Linked DNA regions of Homo sapiens: region 2 is linked to region 1. Evidence: chromatin contacts called from ENCODE Hi-C or POLR2A ChIA-PET data. All regions are on one chromosome and are shown on one strand. The core of a region is the stretch at or near the end of the contact, and the rest is flanking DNA. Distances in the headings are between cores, read along the strand shown. Region 1 overlaps CTDSPL (CTD small phosphatase like). Region 2 overlaps CTDSPL (CTD small phosphatase like).

Region 1 (6,564 bases), core at 2,634-5,133:
TACGCCCGCAGAATCCAGCCTTTGATCCAGCGTTCCTGGAGAACCCTCACTCATTTATGAAGCGAAAGCTTTTATGAGACTATAATAATAAAAGCTAAAATGTATATAGCCTGGGTGTGGTGCCTCACAACTGTAAGCCCAGCACTTCGGGAGGCCGAGGCAAGCAGATCACTTGAGCTCAGGAGTTTGAGACCTGCCTGAGTAGCATGACAAGACCCTGTCTCTACTAAAAATAGAAAAATTGGCTGGGCGTGGTGGCACATGCCTATAGTCCCAGCTACTTGGGAGACTGAGGTGGGAGGATGTCTTGAGCCCCGGGGGTAGAGGTTGCAGTGAGCCAAGACTGTACCACTGTACTCCAGCCTGGGTGACAGAGTGAGACCCTGTCTTTAAAAAACAAACAAAAATTATGGAGTGCTTGCTCTATGCTAGGCACTGTTATAAGAACTCATTTAATTCTCACAACAAACCCTAAGATGGGTATTTATTATCCCCATTTTACAGATAAAGAAACTGAGGCACAAAGAAGTCACACAACTTGCCCAGGTCCTGTACTGTTGCTGGTTGAGCCAGATTTCGCACCTAGGCAAGTTGGCATTGGAGCCCACATTCCTAACCACCACACATTTTTCTAACTTGATGGGCTTTACCTGTCATGTCAAGAATTAATTGTGGGATGCAAAATCAACAGCAGAGAGACAAGTCAAAAAGCAACTGTAGTGGACCTGAGCCAGGATAGGGCAGGGACAAGGAGTTGCTAAGGATATATTTAAGAATCGATTAGGATGTCAGAACCAACAACTTAATGAGGGAAAAGGACAGATGTCTAGCTTAGGATATTGGTACCCTGAGTGAAGAGGGGAGTGGTGAGCCCCATTTAGATATGCTGAGTCGAGGCATCCAGAGGAGATGTCCAGCAGACAGGTGGATGAACTGGCCTGGCCCAAAGACACAGCTCAGTCAGACACACGTTCATTTGGGAGTTTAGTGGCCAAAGAACAAATGATCTCCATGGGGCGGTTGGCGAAGGCTTCCTGGGTGAGGTTGGCTTTGAGCCAGGCTCTGAAGAGCAGGATGCTCTGAGAAGTGGGGAAATGGGGGGAGGAGGAGTGGGAGAAGGGATGTCAGTGTGATGAGGAGTCTACCATGGAGGAAGCTAGGGAGTAAGGTGGGCAGGTGCTGGGTTTGGATAAGGGAGGTTATCAGGGAAAAGTGACAGAAAACTTTGGAATGACTTTTGATGACTCCTTCCTCCTAAGTCTGATTTTTAAAAATGAAAATCGTTACGGAATATTTTAGACTGACGTTCATAGTTGCTACTCCCTCCTTTGCTCTTCCAAAGTAATTTCTTAAAACCAATGTTATGGGGAGATGTATGCATTCAACTATCTTTAATATCCTAAAAGACCTTGTTCTTGGATACCTGGGCCACCAGGAGACCTCTCATGTGTCTTATCAGTGGAAACGTAAAGGGGGCAAGCGAGGAAAGGTGGTGAGAGGTAAAGTCTTGGTCAAAGCAGAGAAGCAACAAGACCCCTTTTGTGTGTACAAGGAGGATGAGCGGTGGAGCTGGATGCCAGATGAGAAAGCCAGCAGGAGCGTTCTACTGGGAAAAGGACACTTCTTTGGTACCTTCTTTTCACATGGGCCTCCTCCGGTTTTGAGTTTGGTGGGTATGTTCATTCTTGTTGATATCATAGACCAGGAGTGGCTGTGGGCCGTGACAGTAGCCACATTGCTTCTGCAAGGCTGAGAACACTGCTGTTGCCTGGTTTGTGTCATAGGCTTGGAGTGTAGAAGCGTACGAATTAGGCTGAAGGTTGAGAATTAGAAGGAGGATATGGTTTAGAAATAGCACAAAGTTGCCAAAAGACAGTTTAACAAGACTGTTTACTCCCCCCCCATTATTAGAGCAATACATAATTACCAGAAAACATTTGGAAAATGTGGAAGAAATGTAAACACTTATGGTCTGACAATTAATTACTGTTAACCTTTTGACATATTTCTTGCAAATCTTTTCTCAATTATAATCTTTTTTAGTTTGCTTTGCTTAGTTATGATCAAGTCAGATATACAATAATATATATTAACTTTTTCACCTAATGTTATGACGTCAACATTTGTCCATTAAACTGAATTTTTATTTCATGTGTCAACCAAAACTCTCTTACCAGTTTATGAGCAAATCAAGGACCTTCTGGATGATAGCTGGGGGAGAGAAGTAGCAGCTGGGGCTGGAAGGCAGTAGGGTCATTAGTCCAGAGCACCCACGTCTGGAGCCCTATTCAGGAACAAGTGAATGCTGAGGGTGGGTGAGGCCAGTGCTGATACTGAGGAAATCCTTCCATTTACCCTTCCCACTTCTCCTATTCTGAGAGTTCTAGACCAATCCAAGAGTGATTAGAAAATTAGCCACTGAGCCTCCAAGAGGTTCCTGCAGGCCCTAGAACTAACCTTATTTGAAAGGAAGAATCCTGGAACCTCCCACAGCTGTGAAAATGAAACCACTTTGGCTGCTTCACTCTTTATACAGAGAAGGAAAGACCTGGGTAAGCTCCCTTTCCCTGTCTGGAGGCACGATGGCCTCCCAGGTGTTCAGATAACTAATTTACTGACTCCGTTAGCAGTGTGTAGCTTCTGTACAGTAAGTAATCATGTGGTAGAAATTATGAATAGTGTACTGGTTCCAAGTTTATGAATTTTTTAGTATGTAAGTTCATTTGTTAATTAGTTAGTTAGTTAGTTATGGGGAAAGTTCGTGTGATCCAAGGATGAAAATAGGACCTGGGAAGGTGCTTTCTGCAGACTGCTCAGTGTCTCTGAGACATGAACAAATAGCTTGTTTACTTGCAGAGGAATGTGCTATCAGCCAGGGAAAAGATTTTTTTTTCCCCCTGACTAAATTATCTGGGTGTGGCATAAAAATTAAAACACCCAGAGTAACAATGAAATGGTTTAACGAATCATTTATATTAAATACAAGTTTATTGCAATGCTTTTCTCTCCCTATTTGGCATGTTCCACCTTCTTAATCTAACCTAAGTTGTTTCAAGATTGTATTCAGCATGGCACATGGGGAAATCACACACTTTGGAAACAGGCCCACTTGGGTTTGAATCTGGCAAAGGAACCGACACAATCCTGCTGTATTTTCTCAATAGTTGTATTTTCTCAGCAGTAAGGTGGAAGCAGTAAACCTATCTCCTTAGGAGTATGTGAGATGAGGTTTGTGAACTATCGGGACCTACAGGGTTGGCCCTTGGTAAACAGTGATTATTATCTCTTCCCACACTGCCACTTAGGTGGCCCGCATGCCTGGCGGTCCCAATGGCCTGGTCTGGCCTGACCTGCCTTTGAAATGAGACGCCTGAAATGAGATGGCTGGTACTCTATGACAGGCACCCAAGGATCCTTGAGGAAGATAAAAACAGCCAGCTTTCTCAGAGATTTATGGTTCTGAAGCTCATCTTTAGTAAGTGTGGATCTTAAATTCATACTTACTGGGCCATTTGCCCAAACCTAGGGTAGAAACCATTCATATCTGTGGAGTTGCTGGAATAACAGCTTTTCAGTCCCTTTTCAGAATTTCCATCTGAATGCACTTAGTTTTGCTGCTGGCAGAAGAGCACCCCCAAAACATTCAGCAAAGGTTTTGTGATCTCTTGGGAGGAACTAGGTGTTACACAAATCACTCGTAAGTGCACAAAAAGAGGAATTGTGCCAGAATTGCTTTTTGGGAGAAGAGATAAGCTCCAACAGTTATCATGTGGACTTAAATCATTTCCTGCTCTGGCAATTTTCCCATTAATCCTAAGCATGGTCCCTTGCCTGCGGCCTCTTCTCAGTGCACCACTGATCCGCCCAGGCATGGCATGTGGTGGGACAGTCCCGGCTGCATTCCCAGGCAAATACTCCTGCCCCTCAAAGTTGTCAGTCCTCCCCTGAGGGGTGTTTTTCATCTATACTAATTTTCACCTTTTATTCCTGACTTGTGGCAGCTTGTCGTGAGCCTTGGATAAACAGAAAGGATGTGTCACTCCCTCCAGTGCCTTAGTTCAGAGCAGGCCAGGGCACAGTATTGCCCTGGATCTCGTGAAGATGGGCTTTGCCCTGGCTGGCCCTACTTGGGCAGGAACATGTGTTCTCCATCCAACATCTCCTGCTGTTTATGTTTTTTAAGTGTAAAGGAAGCCTTCAGCCCTAAGCTCTGTGGATCCAGGCCCCCACCAACTTCTTGACAAACTCTTGGCGAGTTTAAGCAGGCGGTTCTTTTGTGCCTTTACATATCTCATTTCTTAACCCACGAAGTTAGTCATTTCCATAGTGAGCAGGGGATGTCCAAGAACCTAGATTCAAAGTGATTATTTGTTGGTATCCATAATGGAGAGATGCTTCCCAGGGAGTGTCAAGTCGATTTGTGCCTGAGAAGATGTTTGTTTTGAAGTAGTGCTTGGTGCAGGGTGGGAATACTTCATCTGCTAGGTTCAGGAATGCAGATGGGGACTGACCCTGTGGGTGGGTCAGTTAATAAGCAGGCAGCCCCTGCTGGGCTGAGGTCAAAGGGATCCTGTCCAGCCAGAGGGATTGGACTCCATCAACTAGCTGGCTCCTGGGATTCTCACATTTGATTCACAGTTCTTTAGAGTAACTTCCAGGAGCCCCTCATCTTCTCCTGCTGAGCAGGCCCTCAGGGCTGGAATCTGGGGTCTGGGGGGCAACTGCACACTCAGATTTTTGCATTATATTACAACTATCAGTACATGCTGCAGTTGGCCATAGTGTGCTCTGTTTCTGTTTCCAGCCTCCCAGTGCAACGTCAGCTTAAAGAAGCAGAGGAGCCGCAGCATCCTTAGCTCCTTCTTCTGCTGCTTCCGTGATTACAATGTGGAGGCCCCTCCACCCAGCAGCCCCAGTGTGCTTCCGCCACTGGTGGAGGAGAATGGTGGGCTTCAGAAGGTCAGTACTGGTGAGGAACTGTGCCCTCCATAAAACTGCAGCAGTGGCATCTCTGTCCCATCCTTGATGAATATCCTTAAGAAGAATATGCAGAGCCAGGCGTGGTGGCTCACGTCTGTAATATCAGCACTGAGGTCAGGAGTTTGAGACCAGCCTGGCCAATATAGTGAAACCCCATCTCTACTAAAAATACAAAAAATTAGCTGGGCGTGGTGGCAGGCGCCTGTAATCCCAGCTACTAGGGAGGCTGAGGCAGGAGAATCGCTTGAACCTGGGAGGCGGAGGTTGCAGTGAGCCAAGATCCCGCCATTGCACTCTAGCCTGGGCAATAAGAGCGAAACTATGTCTCAAAAACAAAAAACAAAAAGAAAAGAATATGTGATAGTATGTGTACAGCCATTTACTTAAAGATTTGAAATTACCAAGAAAAGTAACCTTTTTTGATAAAGGATATCTCATTTAGCAACTAAGGATTATATTTGATGGGAGTTACATTAGTCACTTCACATTTTTATAACATTCTCTCTTGGGAAGTTGAATGCATGAAACAGTTAAACAACCAGTAGCAGACTCACAAATAGATAAAAAGAGAAACAGACATAGAGAAGAGCTAGCAATAAAATAATTGAGTGTAACTACCTTGTTTAATAACAAACATGTTATATATTCTTTTGTATGTATCAAATAAAATATGTCAGATTGTCACAATAGGTCAAAAACCAAAATCTACCCACATGCTAACACAGATCTGAAACAAAGTTACTCAGAACAGTTAGAAGTATAAGGATGAGGCCAGGCATGGTGGCTCACGCCTGTAATCCCAGCACTTTGGGAGGCCAAGGCGGGCAGATCACCTGAGGTCAGGAGTTAGAGACCAGCCTGGCCAACATGGCGAAACCCCTTCTGTAGCAAAAATACAAAAATTAGCCAGGCATGGTGGTGGGCACCTGTAATCCCAGCTACTCGGGAGGCTGAGGCTGGAGAATCGCTTGAACCTGGGAGACGGAGGTTGCAGTGAGCCAAGATCACGCCACTGCACTCCAGCCTGAGTGACAAGACTGAAACTCCATCTCAAAAAAAAAAATATATGTATATATGTATAAGGAATAAGGATGAGCGAAGAGACCTCATACAAATATAAATTAAAAGAAAACAAGGGTTACAATATTAATCTCAGTCAAAATGGAATTTCAGGAAAAATCACTGAAAGAAGATTATTCATTATGAAGATAGTTGACATTTGAGGACACAAAAGTCATAAAACTTTATGTTCCAAATAACATGAGCAAAGGACACAAACAGGTAATTCACAAAATAAGAAATATGGTTCAGTCTTGTTGATATCATAGACCAGGAGTGGCTGTGGGCGGTGGCAGTAGCCACATTGCTTCTGCAAGGCTGAGAACACTACTGTTGCCTGGTTTGTCTCACAGGCTTGGAGTGTAGAAGCATAGGAATTAGGCTGAAGGTTTTCATATGGTCAAACATACGAAAAAATAAGAAAAATGTTGCACATATAAATACATGAAAAATATTTAACATGTTTAATAATGGAAGAAATGCAAACTAAATAATGAGAGACCATTTTCCAGCTTTCTTTTTTTT
Region 2 (6,564 bases), core at 1,705-4,204, 53 kb before region 1:
CATGTGCGGATGCATGCACACTCAACGTATGCGCGCACACCCACACAGAGTTAAGGCAGGATATTTGGAAAAATTTGAATATAGATGCATAGAATATTAAGCAAATGAAATAAAGAGGGAATGTTAACTGTAAGGGAGTTGTACAAGGGAAAATAAAACAAAACTTAGCTTTTTAATGAACAGTTCTTACAATATGTAAGGGAAGGGAAAATGTGGTGGTGCAAAAGAGCTAAAATGTAAACAGTTAAACAGGAAATTAATAGTTGAAGGATAAAATAGAGAAATCAAGAAATGACAATATTAGTATATTTGGTTAAAAAAAGCTAAAAGCTTTGAAAGTGTTTGCCTCAAAGTAGTGGGTTTTAAAATTTTTTTTCAGCAATTTGATTTAAACCATGTGATTTTGTTTGTTTTGATAAAAAAGTAAAAGTTAAAAGTTTGACTGTGAATAGAAAACTCAAACCAGTATCATCCAAGAAGCTTTTGCCACCACAGGCGTCGCCAGCATGGTGGGTAGAGCACAGAGTCTCCATCAGATCCAGGCTCCGTGCTCTGAGGCTCCTCCTCACAGGATGTCCTCCCTGTCTGTTGGCAGGTAACTGGGCTATCTCCTGCCAGAGCCATACCAAGTTTCAGATGAGGTTATAAGGCTGAGCGGGAGTGTATACCTAATAACAGGAAGGGAGGAAAGAGGAAGGAAGGAGAAAATTTCCTTCATAGATGGATTTAGAAAACGGTTTTGCCACCTTGTTATTGAGACAACTCCAAGGAAATTCTATCTGAAATCCACTCACCAGCGGAATATGGCATCAAATGACAATTCTACTTCACTGTCTGAAGCTTGCCTAGTATGACACAAGAGTATATCTCTAGGCCAGCCCCAGGGGTAGAGTTAACCAGTGGGCACACTAGGCTCTCCCATGCCTACCCTGTTCCATGCTGGGGTTAGGATATGGTTCTAGGCTGACTTGATCCAGTAATCAGTCTAGAGAACAGAGAATGAACCAGATTTCCTTCCATCCCTACCCGTTACCCAGGGAGTGACCTTTCCATACATCACCACCGCTGACCTACAGTACCTTATATATCTGGGATCTACCCCAAACCAGATTAATCCATGTCTGGGCTCACTGTGTGTCTGGTTATAATTGGACCACCCAGACCACAGTGATATTCAAGCAGCCATTCACTTCTCTGTACCCTACTTCTGTTGACCAGCACTGGCTGAAAGCAGTGGTTGTGAAGGAAAGGGCCCTTCTACTCCTACGCACAGGTGTGCAGGGCACCAGGCCAGCTGCAAGCGAGGACACAGCTGTTTGTGGAGACTGTGTGCATTAAAACCCAGACTGTCCTCTTTTACTGCAGGCTTAGAGTGCCGTTTTATAGTGGAAACTGTTGTACTGAATTCCTAGTAGGGAAGGACCCATTTGCACTTAAAATTAGTTTTCATTTAACCTGTTAATGGAAGCATTTTTTAAAAAGAATATCTTTCATTTTTCAGATAGTGAGTCACTTTCTTAAAATGTGTTTGTTTGTTTATTATAGAAGCAGTACATGCTTGTAACAGGTTGAAACAATAAAAAATTTTTAAAAAAGGATTGCCATCCCTCACCCTAATTCTATCCATAGAGAATAAGGATGATGTACTGGTCCATAGAGAATAAGGATGGTGTACGTGTATATCTGTCTGTACAGCTTTGTACAACATATATATGTGTGTGTACATACATGTACATACATGTACACACATATATATGTGCTTATGTACTTTACAACAGCTATAACAATACATATATAATCATTTAATAAAAATGAGATCAATACAACTTTTGTTTCTGTTGACATACATTGTAAACATCTTTTAATATCAGAACCTACAGATCGGCCACATTTTCAGGAATATTCTTTATATGGATGCACCTTAATTCATCTATGCATCTCCCTACTGATGAACACTTAGGTTCCCCAGACTTTTGATAATTAGTATCAGTGCTGCATTAACACCTTTAACTCTGAAGTCAGACAGAGTTAGTTCAGGTTCTAGATACTCAATTACTTACTTTAGCAAGTTATTTAAACTCTCTGTGCCTCAATTTCCTGATTTGTTAAATGGGAATAAAATTGTTCTCACAGTGTTCCTATTAAAAAAGGCTAAATGAAGGAATACATATAAAGGCACCTAACATTATAATAATGATAGCTAACATTTATTGACTACTTACTATCAGCCAGGTACTGTGTGTAAACAAATACCAACTGTTTTATGCTTTAGTCTTATAACATATTTTTTTAATACCTGTAAAGGCATCATCACCATTAAAATGGCATTAGCTATTTCTATGCATTTACTCCTCCAATAAATTTTAAAATCAACTTTCCACCTACCTCTCATCAATATGACAAGTTTTTTTTTTTAATCCAGTTGGAATTCTAAAGGGTATCTCCACTTCTGAAGGTTGCCAGAGTAGAAAGACCCTTAAGCTTGAGTCAGAGAGAACTGAGTGTTCTTATGGTGTCCCTCCAAAGCCACGTGACCATAAGCAGTTCATTTAAACTCTCTGAGCAATTGCACTTTCCCTACCTGTAAATGGGAGGGTCAATCCTTACAGAAGTGGGGGGGATAGTATAAGAAAGCTGGAACGATGTCTGACAATAAATACTTAATAAGTGTGCTTGCTTCTGAGGCAAGTGTTTTTAATTTATCTTCTGGTCCTTTGTCTTCAGCACCATTTTCAGTGGCAGCTCTAAGGTGATCTTTAGGGAAAAGAGTTTGAGAGTGAGAGCAGCGGTGAACATGCAGGATGAAGTTTAAGGCCCCCACTTCCTCTGCAAGGCAAGCTGAACATTTACAACCAGTGAAGATTAGCCAAGAGGGAGGAAAGGGAATTGGGACAAACATAGACTGTTCCATTGTGCAGGCATGTGCCACCAACCGTGGAGTGGACTTCCTGCTGCAGGACACAGCTGACCTTTGGAGAGTCACTGTCTGAGTGAGGCTGCCCTTTAGCAGGACAGAACACAGCTGTTGTTTGGATGTCAGAGGCTAGTTAATAACTGTGTTTGGCAATCAGCTTGGGATGTTAACAGCTTCTAGGTTTAAGGAAGGCCAGAAGAATAGTATGAAGGAAATCTTTGTGTTACCAACAGGTTCTTTGGTAATCTTTCTTTGAACAAAAATTAACACTTCACAGCAGCTTTAAAAAGTATTAAGAGAACTCATAAAAGTCAGAGCAGATGTGCTGGAGATCACACTTCCAGAGCTCTCTGGGGAACTATTTCTGGACTAACAAGTCCAACAAATGTGTTAATTCAGGTTGAGATTTCTAATGCAAATATTGACTCAATCTCAACCTTTGCAGTTAATTCTCCAACTCGAATGTGTCCTTTCAGGATACCTTGCCTGTTTTCTTTCTTTATGCCTAATCATTTGCCTACCCTTCATTTTGAAGGTGGTTAGCAGGTGGTTGTTTAGTGGTCAGTTCTACATTCTTTCTCTAGGTCTCGATAATGTTTAGAGGAATAAGTATAAATATTCCTTGATTTTCTTAGTGGTATAATTGCGGAAAAGGAGGAAGAAGAGATAGCCAGGGCGGTATAGACCAGTATAAATGATTCTCAGTCTTAGAGCAGATTACAGAAAAGTAACTTCTTGCACACTATTCAGTATTAAAGAAAAAATGGGTGACAGATTGTTTTGTTGATTTTTCCCCCCAGCCCACATGATATTTTTAATTACTCTTAATTTTTAAATGTGTTTTGAAGTTTGTATGAATTGGTATGCAAACTGCTACGTGGCTAACCATTAGTATAAAATAAAAAGTTTTGACTAAAAGATAATGTAAAGGTAATGTAAACTTAATGTAAAGTTCACCTTCATACTTGAAGGATATTTTCACTGGATATAGAATTCTGGGATGAAGTTCTGTTTTGTTTTAAGAGAAAAGATCTCACGGTGTCACCCAGGCTGGAGTATATAGTAGCACAATCGTAGCTCACTGCAGCCTTGAACTCCTGGGCTCAAGTGATTCACCTGCCTCAGCCTCTCGAGTAGCTCGGACTACAGGCACACACCACCTTATCCAGCTAACTTTAAAAAAAGTTATTTTTTTTTTTTGTAGAGACGAGAGTCTCGCTAGAGTCTCGCTATATTGCCCAGGCCGATCTCAAACTCTTAGCCTCAAGCAATTCTCCCACCTCCGCCTCCCAAAGCACTGGGATTACAGGCGTGAACCACCAGGCCCAGCCAAGTTTTTTTTTCCAAATGCTGTTATAACGATCTCCTGGCATCCTTGGTTTCTGATTCAAAGTGAGTGGTCACTGGAATTATTGTTACTTTTATGTAATGTATAATTTTCCTTTGGCTACTTTCAAGATTTTCTACTCTTTATCTTTGGCTTTCTTTATGTTTATCTTGCTTAGACTTTATTGAACTTCTTAAATCTGTAAATTTAAAGACTTTGCAGCCATTAAAAAAATATGTTTTTTCTGTCCCATTCTCTCTCTCTTTGCCTTCTGGGACTATGGTTAAACCTATGGTAGACCTTTCAATGTTGTCCTACAGGTCTGAGGCTCTGTTCATTTATTTTCAATCTTTTTTCCTTTCTGTTCTTCAGATTGGATAATTTCTATGAATCTATCTTCAAGTTCACTGACCTTTTCTGTTATCACTATTCTGTTAAGCTCATCCAGTGATTTTTAAAATTTTTCACATATTATATTTTAAATTCTAGAACTTTCAGTTGGTTCTCTCTTATACTTTCTCTGCCAAGGTTTCCTATATATTTCATATATTGCTTTATGCCATTGAGCACAATTATAATAGCTATTTTAAAAAATCTTATCTGCTAATTGCACCGTCTAGGTTATCTTGGATTCTCTATTGACTGTCTTTTTTCTTGAGGATGGGTTGCATTTTCCTATTTATTTGTATGTTAAATAATTTTGGATTGTATTTTGGACATTGTGCATATTACATTGTGGAGACTCTGGATTCTATTATATTCCTCTGTACAGGTTTTCCGGGAAGTGAGGGGTCGTTGTTTATTATTGTTTCTTTTGTTTTTTGCCATTGCCAACATTCAGCTTGGTTGAGCTAAAACCACAAACTCTGTCTCTGAATCGAGGCACTACCTCAATTCTCGGCTTAGTTATTTTATCCTTAGCTAGGTTGCTTAGCGTCTGCCCCATGCATGCATAGTTCAGTGGTCAGCCAAAGATTTGGGCAGTTTTTACATAGAATTTGGGGCTCTCCCTTTCTGGCTCTGTACTTTCTGGATTCTCCCCTTTCACTTTGTAGTGGCTGTGATTGTCCCAAAGTCTGTCACCCAAGCACTACATGCTGTCTATTGGAGTTTTAGCCATGCAGCATGGCACTGGTGGCAGCCTGACACCAGGCTGAAAGCCATAAAACTGAAAAACATATCTAGATCTTTTTCCATTTTCCAAGTGTCATTCTCCCCGCTCTGAAATCTGCTTACTGTCTATCTTTTTACAGTGCTTCCAGGTAGTTATTTTTTATATTTTGTTAATAGTTTATAGTTTTCTCCAGGAGAATCAGTCTAGGATGGAAAACCTAGTCTATGGTAGAGGAAAAATAATCAAAACAGTAGTTTCCTATAGAGAAGTAAGAGTTTTTACCCAGGTATATATATTTGTCAAGACTCAGTGAATGTACACTTAAGATTTGGGCACTTCACTGAATGTAAATTTCACCTCAAAAAAAACTAATAGTGAACTGTAGTTAATGACAGGCGTATGTTTGAACATTTACAAAATAAAATATTGAGAAGAAAAAGTGAAGTAAAATTGTACTTTTTGATTCCATGTACACAGAATTCCTGAAATGCAGTTGGTTGAGGCTTCATTGGGATCTGCTTTTATAAACAGACAAGAAAAATGTGTTATGAACACATTTGTTCTCAGTTTCTTGAGCGCTCCTATAAACAAAGGGCTGTGGAATAATCAATCAGTAAGAATCAGATGTTTTCCCTGCCTTCTGGAAACTTGCAGCCTAACGAAGGATATGATACAAACATACAAATGATTGAATGCAGAATTTGATACATCCTCTAAGAGAGGTACAGACGTGCTGGGGTGTTGTTCAGTAGAATAAGCGCATATTAGGTTTGAGGAGCCACGGAGGCTGCATGAAAGAGGGGTATCTTAAAACAGCAGGACAGAGGGCATCACCAAGGGGGCGGAAGGATATCCAAGGTGCAGGAGTCTGTGTAGATGTTTAGAGTGATGTGAAAAAGAGCTAGAAAGGTAGGACCAGGGCCTTGAAAACCAATTTTGGGTTTTATTCAATAGATAGGTAGGAGACATCATGTCTTTCAGTGAGGTGGGAAGTGAATGCTTTAACATTGTGTTATTTTGTTATTTTTAATTGTTTTTGAGACAGAGTCTTGCTTTGTTGCCCAGGCTGGAGTGCAGTGGTGTGATCACAGCTTACTGTAACTTTGACCTCCCGGGCTCAAGGGTTCTTCCCACCTCAGCACCCCCTGAGTAGCTGGAACTACAGTCACATACCACCACACCTAGCTAATTTTAAAATTTCCTGTAGAG

The links. Hi-C counts contacts between places; a loop is a spot of excess contacts on that map. ChIA-PET counts read pairs that join two places held with the same protein, here RNA polymerase II (POLR2A). Pooled maps may share reads with other maps.
Region 2: a loop to region 1 is called in a map of sigmoid colon, with 1.8 times the contacts of the local background. The contact joins two enhancer-like sites. A Hi-C loop is called at or near these places in 9 of 168 maps with a recorded cell type or tissue (Caco-2, Calu3, G401 and 6 more), 5 of 37 single-sample maps with no recorded cell type and 11 of 50 pooled maps. POLR2A ChIA-PET finds 5 or more read pairs at or near these places in 8 of 52 experiments (AG04449, BJ, HepG2 and 4 more).

The regions. Positions count from the first base shown.
Region 1 is chr3:37,942,253-37,948,816 of GRCh38, forward strand. CTDSPL (CTD small phosphatase like) reads left to right here. Exons shown (of 8, transcript NM_001008392.2): 2 at 4,805-4,959. Among named protein-coding and RNA genes, the nearest start is that of MIR26A1, 24 kb to the right of the region's middle. Within about 2 kb of position 3,884, at least 17 of the 41 ENCODE cell types and tissues checked have a DNase peak (open chromatin) inside an H3K27ac peak, as active enhancers do; they include PC-9, where a contact is called at or near this core.
Region 2 is chr3:37,890,162-37,896,725 of GRCh38, forward strand. The region is part of intron 1 of CTDSPL (CTD small phosphatase like); the gene reads left to right. Among named protein-coding and RNA genes, the nearest start is that of CTDSPL, 32 kb to the left of the region's middle. Within about 2 kb of position 2,955, at least 15 of the 41 ENCODE cell types and tissues checked have a DNase peak (open chromatin) inside an H3K27ac peak, as active enhancers do; they include PC-9, where a contact is called at or near this core.